2 separate regions of the Homo sapiens genome follow, and region 2 is linked to region 1. The links are chromatin loops, found by intact Hi-C in ENCODE. Cell type or tissue: heart right ventricle. All regions are shown on one strand. Links, peaks and the distances in the headings refer to the core of each region. The heading gives the core; the rest is flanking DNA.

What was found. Hi-C counts contacts between places; a loop is a spot of excess contacts. Peaks named below come from ENCODE experiments on the same cell type or tissue, not always from the same donor. Only the 100,000 strongest peaks of a DNase experiment are listed, where the experiment ranks them.
Region 2: a loop joins it to region 1, with 3 times the contacts of the local background. A loop is called at or near these places in 4 of 110 quality-filtered maps.

Annotation. Positions count from the first base shown.
Region 1 is chr10:103,048,752-103,058,805 of GRCh38, forward strand. It overlaps CNNM2 (cyclin and CBS domain divalent metal cation transport mediator 2), which reads left to right. Exons shown (of 8, transcript NM_017649.5): 2 at 956-1,099; 3 at 5,578-5,715; 4 at 8,044-8,213. Among named protein-coding and RNA genes, the nearest start is that of CNNM2, 140 kb to the left of the region's middle. In heart right ventricle, for the core only: a CTCF peak has its summit at 5,319; a DNase peak (open chromatin) is centred at 5,320; H3K4me3 peaks cover 617 bases; H3K27ac peaks cover 3,244 bases.
Region 2 is chr10:103,176,211-103,186,264 of GRCh38, forward strand. It overlaps NT5C2 (5'-nucleotidase, cytosolic II), which reads right to left. Exons shown (of 19, transcript NM_001351169.2): 2 at 4,975-5,118. It also overlaps the pseudogene MARCKSL1P1. Among named protein-coding and RNA genes, the nearest start is that of NT5C2, 12 kb to the right of the region's middle. In heart right ventricle, for the core only: no CTCF peak of the experiment used is centred there; no DNase peak of the experiment used is centred there; H3K4me3 peaks cover 319 bases; H3K27ac peaks cover 4,486 bases.

The DNA of each region.
Region 1 (10,054 bases), core at 1,146-9,145:
CAGAATTCAACAGAAGTGTTTTATGACAATTCCCATGTTGTCATACAGATTACCAAAAGACATGTACTCAGGTCAGGATTTAATGAAATTAATGTTTACTGCTTCAGCAAGGACTTTTTTTTAAGACAGTGTCTTACTCTGTCGCCTAGGCTGGAGTGCAGTGGCTCGATCATAGCTCACTGCAGCCTCGAACTCCTGGATCCTCCCACCTCAGCCTCCCAGGAAGCTGGGACTGTAGGCCTGCATGTCCAGCTACTTTTTCTGTTTATTTTTTTGTAGAGACAGGATCTCACTGTGTTGCCTAGGCTGATTGTGAACCCCTGGGCTCAAGTGGTCTTCCCGCCCGGGCCTCCCAAAGCTCTTGGATTACAAGAGTGAGCCATCGCTCCCAGCCAAGTACATTCTTAAGAGAAGCTACTTCCTTCCCTTTACTGCATGTGTGTTGTGACAGAGAACAGTGTTCACTAAGTGCAGCTTGCTCCCACTACGTTCATCTGTGCTAAGGTGCCTTTTCACCATCAGTTCAAATTTCAACACAGTGAAAACAGCCAATAGCATCTTAGTATTCTTATGAAAATAGTTGGGCCTCATGGACCTCCTATAAGGGTCTTGGGAATCCCTAGGGCACCATGGACCACACTTTGAGAACCACTCTCTTTAGGTGGCAGTTGCCGAAAGGTTACGCAACAAGAGACATTACCATTAGGAAGCAGAGAACAATGGTGCAGTGCAATGTATGTGGAGGGTGACGCTCTTCTGGCGTAACTTTCTGCCTTTTAATGGCTCTTGAAGTTCTTCCATTTGTTTGTGATGTCTCAGTACCATTTTAAAATGCTGAAACAGAGATTTTGATAATTCGACATCTGTGTTTGCTGGTGTTTTTACCATATCACATATAACATGTCATTCAGAAAATTCAGAAAGTCACTTCCTAAACTTTTTCTTGTCTCTAAAGGTAAATCTCACCTGGCTATCGTGCAGCGGGTAAACAATGAGGGAGAAGGGGATCCATTTTATGAAGTTCTGGGAATCGTCACCTTAGAAGATGTGATTGAAGAAATCATCAAATCTGAGATTCTTGATGAAACAGATTTATACAGTAAGTAGCATTGTCTGAGTGTATTTCCCGAAACCTTTGCTTTTTTTGTTGTGCTGTTTGTGAGTCTTCTGACGTTTCTCCAGTTGCTGCCTCTGTTTATAATGACACATGATGTGTGTAGGCCGTGCACAACCTGTTGGTATATTCCAGTCCTTTTATCAGAAGGAGCAGACCCTGTAATGTCAAGCGACAGCATTCTTCTGAACAGCCAGCTGCTTCTAACCACTGATGAGGGCATTACTTGCCCTAAACAGAAAACTGCTGTTGGTTTTAAATTTTATTTTACATATGTAAAAAAATCTCTACTAAAATTTCATTTTATACAACTAGGTATATTGTTTTCAGATAAACTTCTGTTTGTACTTTTCATAACTCAAGTACTCTTTAAAGTGAATGGGAGGCCGGGCGTGGTGGCTCACGTGTGTAATCCCAGCACTTTAGGAGGCCGAGGCAGGTGAATCACCTGAGGTCAGGAGTTCGAGACTAGCCTGGCCGACATGGTGAAACCTTGTCTTTACTAAAGATACAAAATTAGCTGGGCGTAGTGGTAGTGGTGCATGCCTGTAATTCCAGCTACTCTGGAGGCTAAAGCAGGAGAATCGCTTGAACCCAGGAGACAGAGGTTGCAGTGAGCCAAGATTGTGCCACTGTACTCCAGCCTGGTTAACAGAGTGAGAGTCCACCTCAAAAAAAAAAAAAAAAGTGAATGGGATTTGTTAAACTGATAGATGACAACTGTTTATACTTCCTTGTTCCAGAACCCTTGGGTCAGGGGTGGAGGTGAGATGTGCAAGTGTAGCTTGCTGGGGCAGTGGGTCGGGGGTGTGGGAAGCAGGATAGGGTAGGGTACACAGTAAGAATGTGTTTTTCCTGTTCTCTGCTTCTCTGCTTTCTCTTTGGGGGAAGGTGAAAGTGGGGAGTGGCTTGGATCAGGGCAGGGTGAGGTAAGTATGGATACCTTATTTGCCCAGGTGTAGACTTGATCCTGAACTGAGTGTTGAACTGAGTCCTGTCTCATTAAAGTGTAAAATATGATTGCTGGACTGTGGAGCTTAAATCTTCTTTGGCCACACCCTTAGCAATGCTCAAGGGTTCCATAAAGCCAGAGATGGTCCAGGCCTGAGATGTTTGGGGGTCCCAGGGGTGGGATAGAGAAAGAGCATCTGGGCTCTGTGTATGCTGCCTGGTTTTAAAGCATGGCTTGGCGGAGGGGAAATGGACTGTCTGAGCTTCCCAACAAGCTGGTCATTCAGGATAAAGTCTGCTTTGCTCAAAGCAGGGTGCTTTTTATTCAGTCCTGCTAGAAGGAAACATCCCACATTTTAAAATTGAGAAAGTTTGGGAGGCCGAGGTGGGTAGATCACAAAGTCAAGAGATCAAGACCATCCTGGCCAACATGGTGAAACTCCGTCTCTACTAAAAATACAAAAATTAGCTGGGCGTGGTGGCACATGCCTGTAGTCTCAGCTACTTGGGAGGCTGAGGCAGGAGAATCACTTGAACCCGGGAGGCGGAGGTTGCAGTGAGCTGAGATTGCGTCACTGCACTCCAGCCTGGTGACAGAGCCAGACTCTCTCTCCAAAAAATGATAATAATAACTGAGAAAGTCACTGGGCATGGTGGCTCACCCCTGTAATGCCAGCACTTTGGGAGGCCGAGGCGGGTGGATCACTTGAGTTCGGGAGTTAGAGACCAGCCTGACCAACATGGCGAAACACCATCTCTACAAAAATATAAAAATCAGCTGGGCATGGTGGCACGCACCTGTGATCCCAGCTACTCAGGAAGCTGAGGCAGGATAATCGCTTGAACCCAGGAGGTGGAGGTTGCAGTGAGCCGAGATTACACCACTGCACTCCAGCCTGGGCAACAGAGTGAGACTCTCTCAAAATAAATAAATAAAACTGAGAAAGTCTTCCCTGTACCCACAAAAGAAAAAATTTTACACTTAACTAACGACTATTTTCTGAAAACGTATCCTGTTTTATCCTCACATCTGAATAGCATTCTTAAAAAACACCCTTTCCCACATCTGTTTTATCCTTTCCTCACTTGGAGGGTCGTCAGAGGTCTCAGAGAATATTATTTGTACGTTTACGTTCTTTTCATCCTTCCTCACAAATGACTGTTTAAAAACCAACTGTGGCTGGGCGTGGTGGCTCATGCCTGTAATCCCAGCACTTTGGGAGGGCGAGGCAGGCGGATCATGAGGTCAAGAGATGGAGAACATCCTGGTCAACATGGTGAAACCCTGACTCTACTAAAAAAAAAAATACAAAAATCAGCTGGGTGTGGTGGCGTGCGCCTGTAGTCCCAGCTGCTCGGGAGGCTGAGGCAGGAGAATCACTTGAACCCAGGAGGCAGAGGTTGCAGTGAGCAGAGATCGCACCACTGCACTCCAGCCTGGCGACAGAGTGAGAATCCGTCTCAAAAAAAAAAACAAAAAAAAAAAAACCCAAACCGAGTGTGTCTGTATTTCTGTTTGCCCAGGGGTAGTACTTACCATTAGGAAGGCGATTTACCATTTAGGAGATCCTATGTTTGCACTTCAGTTTTATACAAATGTTAGTTTAACTTCTCTTAAGCCTTGATTGGACTGATCTCATACAGAAGTGTTGCCTGATGTTACTGGCTCAAGATGCTGGACTTGTGGTTTCAGGTTTTTTTCTTTTTTTTTTTTTTAGACTAAGTCTTGCTCTATTGCCCAGGCTGGAGTGCAGTGGTGCAATCTCACCTCACTGCAACCTCCGCCTCCTGGGTTCAAGGGAGTCTCCTGCCTCAGCCTCCTGAGTAGCTGGGATTACAGGCACCCGCCATCACACCTGGCTAATTTTTGTATTTTTAGTAGAGACAAGGTTTCACCATGTTGTTCAGGCTGGTCTCGAACTCCTGACCTCAAGTGATCCACCTGCCTTGGCCTTCCAAAGTGCTGGGATTATAGGCGTCACCGTGCCTGGCCGATTTCAGGTATATTCTTGATCTGGATAGAGATTGGGAGTGACAGCTGTTGCCATTAGAAAATTATTTTTAAATTCTGTATTGATTTCTACTGTCTGGTTCTCAAAAGAATTGAGACAGACAGAAAGTGGAAGTTGCAGTCGCCTTCTCAGGAAAAGCCTAGTAATCAATCTGTTTTGCTTTATGCAAGAAACAATAATGCAGTGACTCAGTCCTTGGGAAGGAGCAAGCAATTGGGGTCTTGTCTTTAAGCTCGTTTTTTCTTGATCATTAATTTGTCTAGAAAAATACTTGAAAGATGGTTTTGCAGGAGTTACCTTCCAGGTCAGGAACTGGTAAACCAAAGCCCATGGGTGCCTGCACTCTGCTTCTGGTGACCTGCAAGCTAAGAGTGTCTTTTCACATCTTAAAATTGTTGCAAAATGGCTAAGCATGGTGGCTCATGTCTGTAATCCCAGCACTTTGGGAGGCTGAGGCAGGAGGATTGCTTGAGCCCAGGAGTTCAATACCAGCCTGGGTAACATAGTGAGACTCTGTCTCTACAAAAAAAATTTTAAAATTAGCTGGGCGTGGTGGCACACACCTGCAGTCCCAGCTACTTGGGAGGCAGAGGTGAGAGGATCACTTGAGCCTTGGAGTTGAGGCTGCAGTGAGCTGCGATTGTGCTGCTGTACTCCAGCCTGGGCAATAGAGCAAGAGCCTGTCTTAAGAAAAGAAAAGAAACCAAAAGAAGAACAATTACTTTGTGACATGCAAAAATTATATGCAATTCAAATTGCAGTGTTCATAAAGAAAGTTTGATTGGAAAACAGCCATGCTCCTTCATTTTTCTAAACAGCAGTGTGGAGACTATGTAGACCCACATAGCCTAAAATATTGACTCTCTGGCCCTTTTCGGAGGAAGTTCGCAGACCTCTGTCCGGATCCCATTCGTATCTGCTTGACCTTGAGGATCTCATGGTCTGGAGTAGCAGTGAAGCAAACATATTATTAAAACACTGCTCTGCGAAAGCATTCATGTTTGTTTCTTAAGGGGGTTTTGTTTGTGTGTTGTCTTTCAGCAGAGGGAAGGGGCCTCTTACAGGCAGGGACACTCCTCCCTTGTGTGTACACAGTGGTGGTCCTTTGCTGGAGGATGGTGACATTGAGCAACAGTGGACTGTGCACTCCAGGCTGCGCGCCCTGTTGCTGTGTGCTTCTGTGGGTCTTGTGAGAGGCTCTGTCAGCATTTGCCTGATGCTGTGCTCACAAGGGCCCTCTACAGACCTTCCTGAAGTACATTCACTAATCAGGCTGCCTGCGGTCACTCGCTGCGGACTGCGTGGTGCCCAGGCCGCCGTGCTGATTTGATGAGGATCTGGCTCTCCCTCCCTCCTTCCCCGTGGCATCTGTGCATAGAGCGCCTGCATCTGGAAATACAGTCCAGCTCTTCCAATATATTTTGTCTTTTTCATTCAAAAAGAGCCCTCATCTCATGGGATGCATTTCTTTTTTTTTCTCTCTTTTAATTCCTCCCTTAGCTGACAACAGAACGAAAAAGAAAGTGGCTCACCGGGAACGAAAGCAAGATTTTTCTGCCTTTAAGCAGACAGACAGTGAGATGAAGGTTAAAATATCACCACAGCTCCTCCTGGCCATGCACCGTTTCCTAGCAACAGGCAAGTGCAGCTTATCACAGTTTGAGATCTCTACCAACCCTGAAGCGTGTTTCTCACCCACCACTGACTGGGGTGGGTTGGGGGTGGACACTGGGAAATGGGGTGATAAGTAATGCCACTTTTGTGTTTTGTTTTTTTTGTTTTTTTGTTTTGTTTTGTTTTTTTCTTTTTAAATTCTCTCCTCTCCTATGTTCAGTGTCGGCATGAACCCTCTGAGACATTTACCAGGGGTGGACCAGTAACTTAAAATTGGTCTGAAAGGTAAGGATGAATGTTAGTGCCACACTGCATGTGTACAGTAGGCCAGGCCATCTCCTTCCAGCTAGGTCCGTGGGAGAGCCAGCTGGCGGAGCAGGCTGATGGTGCCAGCCTGGCACCAGCTTGTTTGATGGACAATTGAGTCCAATCTCTCTTCAGCTTGTCCTGGAAGCACAGTTGGACATCAGTGGTAACACAGGGGCTGTGATTTGCAAAGAAGAAAACTAGGTTTTCACAATTAAATCTTTATCTTTTATGATTTTAATGAAATCAAATTCTAAGAACTTTGATATGGATTTCTTGATGGCCTCCTCAGATCAGATTAACTCGAGTCCATTTCAGGAGGCAAGTGTTCATGTTGTTTAAACCACCAACCCAGCCGGCACTGACTGCTCCAGAGAGGTCAAGGTTGAATGGACTTAAGATACTGACCAACCCTTCTCCCATCCCCAGATGCTCTCCAGGGTTGAGCTCTGGTGGCCAGGGGAAGTGTGAGAAAGTCTAAAGCATCCAGTGGCTTTAGAAGACATCGGTGTCCCTGATAGGCAGCCAGTGCCTTTCATCTGCATGCAGTAAACTTAAACCATGTTTAAAAGAAGGCTAGCCGCAACCACATGGTGGAATGCTGTTTAACTCTTTAAGGTCGTGTTCTCAGACACATGGAAATGCTCACAATATTATATTTATCACATCAGAAAATATAGCTTAATACAAAGTGGGGAGAAACAGAATCTAAAACTATGTGTACATTAAGATTAGAGTTGTGTTTTTGTGTGTACACACATGTATACATGAGCACACGTGCCTGGGCATGGCACTGGAAAGAAATGCTCACTTGATTGCTCAGAATGGTAATCTGAGTGGTTGGCTTATAGATAAGTTTTTCTTTCTTCTTTCTTTTTCTGTATTTTCTAAAATTCCTGTAATTACTATCTTATTACAAAAAAGTCACAAGTTAATACAGAACTTACAGCTTTCATAAATACATAATTAGAAAATAAAAGAACAGACGATGTCTTTCACTTATTATTCTTTTTCTAATTTTGATAATACTGTTCCTCATTTAAGTACCACAAATTAAAACTAAACATCTAGGCCGGGCATGGTGGCTCATTGCCTGTAATCTCAGCTCTTGGCGGGGCCAAGGCAGGCTGATTGCTTGAGACCAGTCTGGCCAACATGATGAAACTCTATCTCCACTAAAAATACAAAAATTAGCCAGGCATGGTGGTGGGTGCCTGTAATCCCAGTTACTCGGGAGGCTGAGGCAGAAGAATCACTTGAACCCGGGAGGTGGCGGTTGCAGTGAGCCGAGATTGCGTCACTGCACTCCAGCCTGGGTGACAGAGTGAGACTCCTTCTCAAAAAAAAAAAAAATTTAAATTAAAAAAAAAGAAAACTAAAACTAAATCTCCTACTCTGCTTCTGAGATATCATAGAGTCCAGTTGTAGGATAGCACCCTTCAGTCAGTAATTTTTGTTTTTGTTATTTAAAATAAAATTGCTGTCTTTGTAAATACTTTTGAACATTACTTTTTTTTTTTAAATTAGCATGTTGATGTGTGCACATGCCCTGCTCTTATTTCCAGTCTCGACCCTCTTTGTTCCCCACATTCCTTGGGGTAGTTGAGTGGGAGAGGGAGACGTGGGGCACCTGTGTGTGTGCGCTGGCACTAACCGCACCTGATGCTCCTGACCTTGGCTTCTTCCTTTGGCTGTTGGTCGACAGTCAGGCTGTTATGGCTTGTTGAGGGGCATCCCCCGCACTCAAGGAGCCCGCTTGCCGTTGATTTTCGTTTCTGTCAGTGAAATTAGTGTACTTTTATGAGGACTGAAGTCAATGATGGGTTGAAAAGGAAAGAAGTAAAAGGAACAAATGTGAGAATTCAGCACTTTCTAATTTCTCCCAGGTAATCTGTCCCCAGTGGATCACCAAACGGAAGCCTCGTCCATTCAAATGCTATCACTTTGATTCCAAGTATTCTTATCTAAACACCTCAATTACTATTAATAGTATAATTTTTCTCTCTCTGTTTGAAATGTAATATCAAGTTGTGTTTATATCTATAGAAGTAGAAGCATTTAGCCCATCCCAGATGTCAGAGAAGATCCTTCTAAGGCTGCTAAAGCACCCCAATGTCATCCAGGAACTGAAATATGATGAGAAGAACAAGAAAGCCCCCGAATACTACCTCTACCAGCGCAACAAGCCAGTAGACTACTTCGTTCTCATTCTGCAGGTCAGAAGAATTATTCAATAGTGGTTTGCTCTCACTGAGTATCCATCTTTCAGTTTGGTGTAAGTGAATGGGTGTCACCGTGTACATACTGAACCTTTCTATAGGGGGTAGCCTTAGACATGGGAGAATTTTATCTTCCTGTTTTCATATCTGTAAAGTAATTCTAATATAAAGCAATGCCAATAGTTACTTTAATTTTCAATACTAAAAGGTGCTTAGTAGGCTCGGTGCAGTGGCACATACCTGTCATTCCACCACTTTGAGAGGCCAAGGTGGGAGGATTGCTTGAGGCCAGAAGTTCAAGACCAGCCTGGGCAACATGGCGAGACCACCATCTCTACAAAAAATTTAAAAATGAGCTGGATGTGGTGGCATGCACCTGTGGTCCCAGCTACTTGGGAGGCTAAGACAGGGGGCGGGGCGGGGATTGCTTGAGCCCAGGAGGTTGCCATGTTTGCACCACTGCACTCCAGCCTGGATGACAGAGCAAAACCCTGTTTTAAAAAAAAAAAAAAAGTTGGGGGGATGCACCTAGTGATTACTGAGTCAGATGAAAATGGTGAATTCAATTGTTAGTATTTTTTGAAGAGTGTGGGAGAGTTTACCAGTACATGTCTGAATCTCAGTGGGTGTTTGAAATTTAAGTGTCATGGGTTATTGGTCCTTTTTCCATCCTTTTTTCCATCCTTCATGAGGACTTAAGTTTATACAGCTTCTTAGAGATATCTTAGCATCTCTTCCATTAACGCCATCAAAATAATCCATTTGTTGTTGTTTTTATTCCTGGTTACCAACCAAACTGTTTTATAGAGGAACTGATAGGATAATTACAGCCTCTTACAGCAGAGTAGCTAATTCCTTCTCACTGTAACATAATTCAGTAGATGAGGTGAGAAGGTCAATTCATTCTAAACTTCCTTTGAGTGGCTTTGGTGCTTGGGTTGACAGGAGGCCTTGTTTTATCACAGTTTCACTTAATAGAGCTCTATCCTTGGCATGGAGGCCAAGGTGGATATTAGTCGATAAAATGCTAATGTGGATCAAATGTGTAGATTCAAGCTCGGGAAAGTGTTGTGTTCATGTGTGACCCCATGTTTGGGCAGCATTGTGGTGTTTGGAAGCAGGAGTGAGGAGTAGGAAAATGCCGAGGGTTAGCTGATTACATGTCACATTCTTACAGTCCTTCTTAGAAACTTCTGTTTGCAAGTTTACTAATTTAGTACGCTGATTCATCTTCTAAATTTAGTTTTCCTCAATTGTTTTTTTTCTTTCCTCTTTGGAGATAATGTAAGCTTGTAACTCTGAGTGCACTGTTGGGAATTTAGTTTATTTACTGCAGTGAGGGAATAAAACATTCATGTTTCTCATAAGAGTGAGATGCGAATATTCCTTAAGCCTGGAGAAACTCTGGATACATCAAAGACTGTCACAGGAGGAATTGGAATATTGACATTGTGAATTTTAGTGTTAATATTAGAAACTGTGGTTTTCAGTTGTCTACTTTTATATAGTTAGTGTTTATGAAGTTGTGATTCAGTAATGCTTTATTGCTATATAAGAAAGCCATGGATCTAAAAATCTTATGGAAAAGGGACTTCATAATCTCTGTCCATTTACAAGTAAATCTTTTAAGATATTTTTGATAAGACATCTATGTATATTTACCTGTATTTGTATACCAATTTGTGTTAAATACTTATATAAAGGTGACAAGTTTTTTGAACTGTTAGGCTGATAATGCCATGGGGGTTTTACAAGTAGTGTGTATGTTTGATGAACAGGACTTACGGAGATGTTTGGTGAAAAACCATGATCTTGCAGACAGCCAGTTACCTAAGGTA
Region 2 (10,054 bases), core at 1,440-9,439, 130 kb after region 1:
CATTCCCTTTTCCCCTCTCCCTCCTGTGGATTCTCCCATCAGCGATCTGGTTTTCCTCTTAAGGCCAGCTGAAGATAGGCCCTGATAGCTCCCCAGGTTAGGTCACTGATGTAAAATGCTCCTCGCCTTGGCCCTACCTCCCTCCCTGTCCCCACCCCTGCAGAAGGCAACTGTTGGTTTTCTTCCTCGATTCTTTTCCAAGTAGGTTTTGTTTACCCTACTCCCCAAATCCCTGAGCCAGAAGTGTGGTGCTTATACTCCCAAACATTGCATACCCAGCCTCCCGCCGTTGAGTTTTAGTCTCTTGTGCTGTGTCTGCTGGCACTTGGGCTGAAAAGGCCACTGCCTCATCTAGGTTTTTGGTTTGTTTTTGAAACAGGGTCGCAGTGGCGTGATCTCTGCTCACTGCATCCCAGGCTCAAGCCATCTTCCCAACTCAGCTTCCCTAGTAGCTGGGACCACAGGCAGAGACCGGGGCGAGGGGGTCTCTACAAAAAGTGTTGGCCAGGCTGGTCTCGAACTCCTGGGTTCAAGCAATCTGCTCACCTCAATCTCCCAAAGTGCTGGGATTACAGTTGGGAGCCACCCGCCGGCCTCCATCTAGGTTTTCATAAATATCTTACTCATGTGGAAACCTCCAGCTTGTACATCAAATGTGTCTCTTTTTTTGACTTGGTAAGAAAGCATTAGGCTTTGGGGTTGGGGTAGGTCTGTAATGTGAAACAACTTGTCTTTTCTTCTCCCATTGTTATAAAACTTTTAATGGCCAAACCTCAGATTTGTACTTTTTTTTTTTAAGCTGCTAAAACCATTCTCTTCCACCTGGTTTTACTGTAACATTTGAAAAGGAAAAAATGTCATCCCTTTAAAAGATAAATAAATACATTTTGATAACATACTAAGCTCAGTCAATGGTGGCACAAATACAAGCAATAAATATTTGATTTCTAGTTATTTAATGCTTTTACATTTTTCTGTAATAACTTATTTTCAGCTGGCAATAAAGACTATGAACAAAAAGAAGGAATAAACTAAAACATTCCATCTAATTAGGATAAGCATCTAAAATGAGGTGGGCAGCTTAAGTGTTTTTAACTACTTTTACATTAGGCTATTCTTAGGTTTCACTTCTGTTTTTGAAGTTTTCATCAGTAAGTAGTTTCAAATAAGGATGAAAAATATCCTCTTAGAGTTAAGTAGTAGATTAATATTTTATAAAAATAGCATTATTTGTGAAAACATCTGTAGCCTGTTATTTCCCATCTTGAAAATGCTAACATCGTTTATGACATGAAGTCAATATATACCTCCCTTCCTCTCTCCCTTCTTCTGAGACAGGGTCTCACTGTTGCCCAGGCTGGAGTGCAGTGACATGATCATAGCTCACTGTAACCCTGAACTCCTGGACTCAAGTGATCCTTCCACCTCAGGCTCCAGAACAGCTAGAAATACAGGTACTCACTACAAAACCCAGCTAATTATTATTTTTTTTAATTTGTGTACAGACAGGGTCTCATTATGTTGTCCAGGCTAAGTCTTTTTTATATAAATCACCTCTGTGGCTTTTAAAAAAATAATTTATTCAGGGGAAATTCACATAAAATTGGCCACTTTAAAGTGAACAAGTTGGTGGCATTTAGTGCAACCACCAACTCCTTTTAGTGTCAAAATACTTCCATGACTCTAAAGTAAAACCCCTCATCCATTAAGCAGTTTCTTCCCACTATGCCCTCTACCCAGCCCCTGGCAACAACCAATCTGGACTCTGTCTCTGGATTTAACTATCCTGGATATTTCATATAAATGGAATCATACAACATGTGACCTTTTGTGTCTGCCTTCTTTCAGTTGGCATAGTATTTTCAAAGCTCATCCATGTAGTATCACATATCACATTTCATTCTTTCTAATGACTGAATAATAATCCACTGTGCAGGCGCAACTGGCTCTCCTTTTGTGGAAAAGTGAACTTAATCCACACGTCTCATCATATACAAAATTTAAGATGGATCATAGACCTAAACGTAATATCTAAAACTATAAAACTTGTACACAGACCAGGCGCAGTGGCTCATGCCTATAATCCCATCACTTTGGGAGGCCAAAGTGGGTGGATCACTTGAGCTCAAGAGTTTGAAAGCCTGGGCAACATGGCAAAAACCCATCTCTACAAAATATACAAAAATTAGTTGGGCATGGTGGTCCGTATCTGTAGTCCCAGCTACTTGGGAGGCTGAGGCAGGAGTATCACTTGAGCCCAGCAGAGGTTGCAGTGAGGCGGAGGTTGAAGCAGAGCTTGCAGTGAGCTGATTATGCCACTGCGCTCCAGCCTCAGTGACAGAGGAAGACCTGTGGCTCATGCCTGTAATCCCAGCACTTTGGGAGGCTAAGGAGGGTGGATCACGAGGTCAAGAGATGGAGACCATCTTGGCCATCATGGTGAAACCCCGTCTCTACTAAATACAAAAAATTAGCTGGGCATGGTGGCACGCATCTGTAATCCCAGCTACTCAGGTGGCTGACGCAGGAGAATCGCTTTCACCTGGGAGGTGGAGGTTGCAATGAGCTGAGCCGAGATCACACCACTACACTCCAGCCTGGGCAACAAGATCAAGACTGTCTCAAAAAAAAAAAAAAAAGACAAGCAAGCAACCCTTGGGGTTGCTCTGTAAACAGAGTGGTCATTCCTCTGTTTCCTCTACGTTTTCTCTGTATTCCTCTACGTTTTCTTTTTTCTTTTTTTCTTTTTTTTTTTTGAGATAGAGTCTTGCTCTGTCACCCAGGCTGGAGTGCAGTGATGCGATCTTGGCTCACTGCAACCTCCACCTCCCAGGTTCAAGCGATTCTCCTGCCTCAGCCTCCTGAGTAACTGGGATTACAGGCACGCACCACCTTGCCCGGCTAATTTTTGTATTTTTAGTACAGACGGAGTTTCACCATGTTGGTCAGGCTGGTGCCAAACTCCTGACCTCATGATCTGCCCACCTTGGCCTTCCAAAGTGCTGGGATTACAGGTGTGAGCCACTGTGCCCAGCCTCCTCTACTTCCTTAATAAACTTGCTTTCACTTTACTTTATGGACTCGCCCTAAATTCTTTATTACATCAGATCCAAGAACCCTCTCTTGGGGTCTGGATCAGGACCCCTTTCCAGTAACAATACTGTAGGTAGGAAAACCATGGAAGGCCTCTTTGAGGAGGTAATATTTGTTCAGAGACCTGAGTAAAGTAAAGGAGTGATATACAAAATAAAACAAACAGCAACTGCATATACACAAACAACAACTGCACCCAAGTAGCTGGGATTACAGGTGCACACCACCATGCCCGGCTAATTTTTTGTATTTAGTAACACAGTGGTTTGCAACTATACTCCCAGCTACTTGGGAGGCTGAGACAGGAGGATCGCTTTGAGCCCAGGAGTTTGAGGCTGCAGTGAGCTATAATCACACCACTGCACTTCAGCCTGGGTGACAGAGTGAGACCCAATCTCTAAACAAAAAAATAAAACAAACAATAAACCAACCTACTACAGGGTTGGCATATAACATCATATTAATCTGTTTTGCATATTATGGTTTATATGCATATGCAAAAGATTTAGAATATTTTATTCTCTTAGAAGGTTAGATTATCTCTGCAACCTTGTTTGTATACTTAATTTAAGTCCCTCTTCATGGCTAACAGAGGACTTAAAAAACTAAAACAAAATTGCATTTATATATTATCCTTCCATTAGAGTATTGAGAGGAAAAAGACAAGCTATGGTTTGGGACAAAATATTTGCAAACACACATCTGACAAAAGGACTTGTATCCAGAATATAGGAAGAGCTCTCAAAATGCAATAATAAGCTAAATAATCCAATTAAAATACAGGCAAAACATATGCATAGACATTTCATCAAAGAATATATACAAATGGCAAATAAGCATATGAAGTGATGTTTAACATCATTTGTCACTAGGGAAATACAAATTAAAAACACAATAAGATACCAAAATATGCCTATTTGAATATTTAAAATTAAAAAGACAGTATCAAATGTTGTTGAGAATGTAGAGCAACCTGAATTCTACTACACTGCTGGAAAGAAAATAAAAAAGGCACAAGCACTCTGGAAAAGTTTGCCATTTCTTTAAAACTTAAACATATATCTATCATATGTCCCAGACTTTCTAATTGTAAGTAATTGTCCAAGAGAAATTAAAGCACATATCCATATAAAGACTTGAACACAGGCTTGGGCACAGTGGCTCACACCTCTAATCCCAACACTTTGGGAGGCCAAGATGGGTGGATTGCTTGAACCCAGGAGTTCAAGAGCAGCCTGGGCAACATGGCAAAATGCAGTCTTTACGAAAATTGAAAAATTAGTTGGGCATGGTAGCACATGCCTGTAGTCCCAGCTACTTGGGAGGATCACACGAGCCCAAGAGGTTGAGGCTACAGTGAGCCAAGATTGTCTCGTGCCACTGCACTCCAGCCTGGGCGACAGAGATCCTGTCTCAAAAGAAAAAAAAAAACTTATACACAAATGTTCTTAGCAGCTTTGTAATGGCCAGAAACTACAAACAACCCAAATGTTATCCACAAGTAAATGGATAAAAAAAATTATGGTACATCTGTACAATGTAATACTACTATGCAATATAAAGGAATAAAGTATTTACATGCAAAACATTAAAAAATTCGTAATAACTACACTGAGTGAAAGAAGACAAAAAGAGTACATAGTGTATGATTCCGTATATATAAAATCCTAGAAAATGCACACTAATCTGACAGAACACAGACCAGTGGTTCCCTGGGGTAAGGAGGTCAAGTACGGAGAGGAGGAGGTATTACAAAGGAGCCCAGGAAAACTTTTGGGGAGAAGGGGTGATACGTTCAATATCTTCATTATGGTGATGGTTTCATGGGTACATATATATATGTTAAAATTTATTATATACTCTGTGCAACTTATTGTATACCAATTATGCCACAATAAGACTTTTTCAGCCAGTGGCAGTGGCTCACACTTGTAATCCCAGAACTTTGGGAGGCCGAGGCGAATGGATCACTTGACGTCAGGAGATCACATCACTGTACTCCAGCCTGGGCAGCAGAGCGAAACTCTGTCTCAAAAAAAAAAAAAATAATAATTCACAGGCAAAACATGCACAGTCCCCTTCACCACTACCATCACCCTCCCCCAAAGAAAGGAAAACAGCTGCTCCAACAGCTCTAGGCAACTGCTGAAAACAGGAAGCAAAGAGCAACTGAAACTGTAGGGTAAGCCTGGTTAGCAATCTGCACTGAATATTCTTTCCTTCAAAATGGTGTGCCAATAAAATGCTGATAGCCACATATAGTAAGACCACTATCTTTAAACTACAATGAAAGGAAATTTTGTCCCTCCCATAATTACCTCATTACTTAACATAATGTTAAGAAAAGTTCAAGAATTATGATGTAGTACAGTAATATTCTTCACGCCCAAACTGATAAAAGTATAAAAATAGCAGTAAAGGCCTGGCGTGGTGGCTCACGCCTGTAATCCTGGCACTTTGGGAGGCCAAGGTGGGTGGATCATTTGAGGTCAGGAGTTCGAGACCAGCCTGGCCAACATGATGAAACCCTGTCTCTACTAAAAACGGAAAAAAATCAGCCAGGCGTGGTGGCGTATCCCTGTAGTCCCAGCTACTCGAGAAGCTGAGGCAGGAGAATTGCTTCTCCCACCCGGGAGGCGGAGGTTGAAGTGAGCTGAGACTGCGCCACTGCACTCCAGCCTGGGCAACAGAGCGAGACTCTATCTCAAAAAAAAAAAAAAGAAAAAATAGCAGTCAGCACTTCTTTTCATGACAATTCTGCATTAAGACAAAATGCCACGCTGCTAGAGTTATACATTGGCAAACGCTCTTTAAAAAGTCATTTTACATGTCTGTTTCAAGTCAGGTCAGTAATTCATTTGGAATAAAGTGAGGAGCACTTTAACAATATGTAGAGCAGGTCTATCAGGCAGTGTTTAACACATGGCAATTTGAATCAAATATTCATTTTTCAATGGAATAAGTATGTCAACATAGATAATAGGGTAATAATAGCAGTATGAATAATCAGTAGTTTCTACTTCACTCAAATTTTAATTTTGTATTTAAAATACAAAACCTGGGTGGCTCACACCTGTAATCCCAGCACTTTGGGAAGCCGAGGCGGGTGGATCATCTGAGGTCAGGAGTTCAAGACCAGCCTGGCCAACATGGTGAAACCCTGTCTACTAAAAATATAAAAAGTAGCCAGGCGTGGTGGCAGGCACCCATAATCCCAGCAACTTGGGAGGGTGAGGCAGGAGAATCACTTGAACCCAGGAGGCAGAGCTTGCAGTGAGCCGAGATCCCGCCACTGTACTCTAGCCTGGGTGACAGAGCAAGACTCCATCTCAAAAAAAAAAAACTAAACTTGGCATTTTTAAGTTTTATAATCAACCATTCATTCTCATTCTAAGAACACTGCCCTAAAACTTACATGGAAAGGATAATTTTGAATAATTTCTTCAAATTTTCTCACCAGCCTGAAACTTATTTTGGTCTCTAAATACAACAACTTTCACTGCATATTACTCATGTTAAACTAGTTTATGGAAAAACAAAAGTTAAAGCTATATCCTCCATTTGTATGCCTCATATTGTACTAAATAGCCACATTTTATTCAGTCTTTGATAACCCTAGTCCTTGGCAGATAAGCAAGTAAAATCAATAACCTATAGTAGTTAGACATTTGGTTTTATCATTATATTGTGCTTAAGGGCCTCTCTGTAACATAGCCACAGACCAACTTACTTACAAATACATCCCCTTAAAAACATGGAAAGTCAGATGCAAGTTTACTTTAATTCATCTACCAGTACTGCTGAAAAACTAAATCCTCATATTTGTAGTTAACAGTGTCACCTATAACTCAAAGAATAGCACTGTGAAATAAGCTATAGCTTTTTTAAGTATTTTGTAACCTTTACTCCTTATCATCACAAAACACATGAAAGGAGATATATATATATGTGTGTGTGTGATATATATATATATATATATATATATATATATCACACACTCCTTCCCTCCCCTCTTTCCTGAAATTATTAGCTTTTTTTTTTTTTTTTTAACAATCTATCCCTCCTTCTTGGAATTACTAGTTTTAAACTGTTCTTTAATAACTCTAATGAATTTTGAAAAATTCCTGCCCCAAATCCCTCTCAATATTGCCTCTGCATCATTCTTCCTTTCTTTTCTTCTACTGCAAAAATAATTAAACAAATGCTTTTTTTTTTTTTTTTTTTTAAAGACGAAGTCTCTTTCGCTCTGTCTTCCAGGCTGGAGTACAGTGGCACCATCTCAGCTCACTGCAAGCTCTGCCTCCTGGGTTCACGCCATATATATATATATACATATACATACACACATACACACACACATATATATATACTTTAAGTGGGGGTGGGAGGAGGGTGAGGGATGAGAAATTACCTGATGAGTACAATGTACACTATTCAGGTGATGGTTACACTAAAAAGCCAGACCACTGCTATGCTATATATCCAAAACTGTACCCCCTAAATCTATAAAAATTAAAAAATAAAATAGTTTAAGATGAAGAAATGCCTATTTTTCCAGAAGGCTCCTTGAAACTGTTGCATTTAAATTATCTTAAATGTTTCATTACCTCTCATCTTTTAAATAGTTCATGATAAGTTTTTGGTTTTTTTTTTTTTTAGTTTTTTTGAGACAGAGTTTCACTCTTGTTGCCCAGGCTGGAGTGCAATGACGCGATCTCGGCTCAATGCAACCTCCGCCTCCCAGATTCAAGCGATTCTCCTGCGTCAGCCTCCCAAGTAGCTGGGATTACAGGCATGAGCCACCACGCCCGGCTAATTTTGTATTTTTAGTACAGACGGGGTTTCACCGTGTTGGTTAGGCTGGTCTCGAATTCCTGACCTCAAGTGATCCACCTGCCTCCCAAAGTGCTGGAATTACAGGAATGTGCCACCGTGCCCAGCCTATAAACAAGTTTTTTTGTTTATTTTTCATTTCATTATTTTCATTCAGAGTTCTTTATGTCACTTGTCCCAAACTGCACTACACATTCCTGTCAAAGGCCAACACTCAATAGTTCACACACCAAAGTGATGCCAACAGTTAACAAACTCCAACTAATAACATCACACTTACCCACACACATCACTCACTGTCCTCTTACCCTGCTTTACTTGTTTTTTGCACATAACCCTTACATTTGACAGTTTGCATTCTGTCAATCTCTCCAAAATATAAGCTCCATAAGGGAGAGGAGTGTTTTATTTGCTGCTGTATCCCCAGCATCTCGCACAGTAGACTTAACAGACAGAAATAAATGAACCATTAAACGTCTACACATGGAGCCCTTTGCTTTTCAGAAGCCTATTTTTGTGTAAGCCTGAAAATGCAAGAATAACTGCAGAAGTCCCTTTTAATACTCTAAATGAATCTTTGTGAAATCTTATTCTTGGTTCACAAATACATAAGATTCTTGGCTTGATTAACATAATATTTTGCTAACATTTCAACATCAGGCCTCGGAACAAAAGCTTCCTTGTTCTCCGAAGGAAAAATAACAAAGTTGAGAAGAGAGAACTTGTCGAGTGAGAAATGCAGTACCTGTTGCCTTGACAATTTGTTTTTCTTCTTCAAGCAGCTACATGCTCCTATCTGTAGTCTGAAATTGTAACTAGAAACTACAAATTTATTTCATCTGTTCCTAAACTTTTGAAAATATACAAAAAAGACTAATTTTGCTATGTTCTCATCAACATTCTATTGCTACTATCCTGCCATATCACATAGAATGCTATATATTTGTTCTACATCAACACATTAAGGCTGCTTCTAACTGAATGTTTTGAATAATACCGGACCTTCAACAATAACATGGTTATTGACACAAAGGAACAAGAGAGCATGTAAGGAAAACATTTTAAAAGACTGAGCTATTTCTTCAAAACGTTGCCATAATTAACTGAGGTCTTCAAAAGCATAAAGGTATAAACCAGCTGTACAATTTTTACATTCAGACGATATATAATACTTTGCACCTTTAGTAATGACTCCTGAATACTCCTTTAAAAAAAAAAAATACATAGGGCAAGGTGCAGTGGCTCACACCTATAATCCCACCACTCTGGGAGGCCAAGCCAGGCGGATCCCTTGAGCCTAGGAGTTCGAGACCAGCCTAAGCAACATGGCAAAACCCCCATCTCTATAAAAACATGCAAAAATTAGACAGGCATGGTGACGGGTGCCTGTAGACCCAGCTACTCGGGAGGCTGAGGTAGGAAGATTGCTTGAGCCGGGAAGGCAGAGATTGCGTGAGCCAAGATCGCACCACTGCACACTCCAGCCTGGACAACAGACAAAGACCCTGTCTCCAAAAAAAAAAAAAAGGAAAAAAAAAAAAAAGCAGGTAAAAAACTGCTTTATTTCAGGAAAGAACTCATTCTCTTACCAATGAACTCCTGCTCACCATTCAACTTTGGTTTAGCTCTTATTTTTCCTGTTACAAAATAATTTAAAAAGATAAAATCGGAAAGGCATAAATAACCACAGACCACAGTATTTCTACCTTTTAATATATAAATTCATACTTAAGGTTTAGTCCACCTATTTGGTTAAAATTCAGAGATATGCATGAGTTCGATGCCTTAATAATGCTAACATAATAACAGCTGACATTTATTGAGTACTTACTATTTTTCATGTATGATTCTAAGCAGCATAGTACATATTTTAACTCACTGACTTTTCAGAACAACCCTATATGTTAGGTACTATTATCCTCATTTTACGAAGAAGTAAACAGGAAAGAGAAGTTAGATAATTTGAAGTCACAGAATTATACTGTGGTTAAGAGTACGGATTCTGGAGCCACACTGCCTGCGTTCAAAACCTGGCTCTAACACCAACTAGCTCTACGACTAAGCAAATTATAAGCACTACAGTTTCTTCCATTGCAAAACAGGTAGAGTTGGAACAAGGATGTAAGGT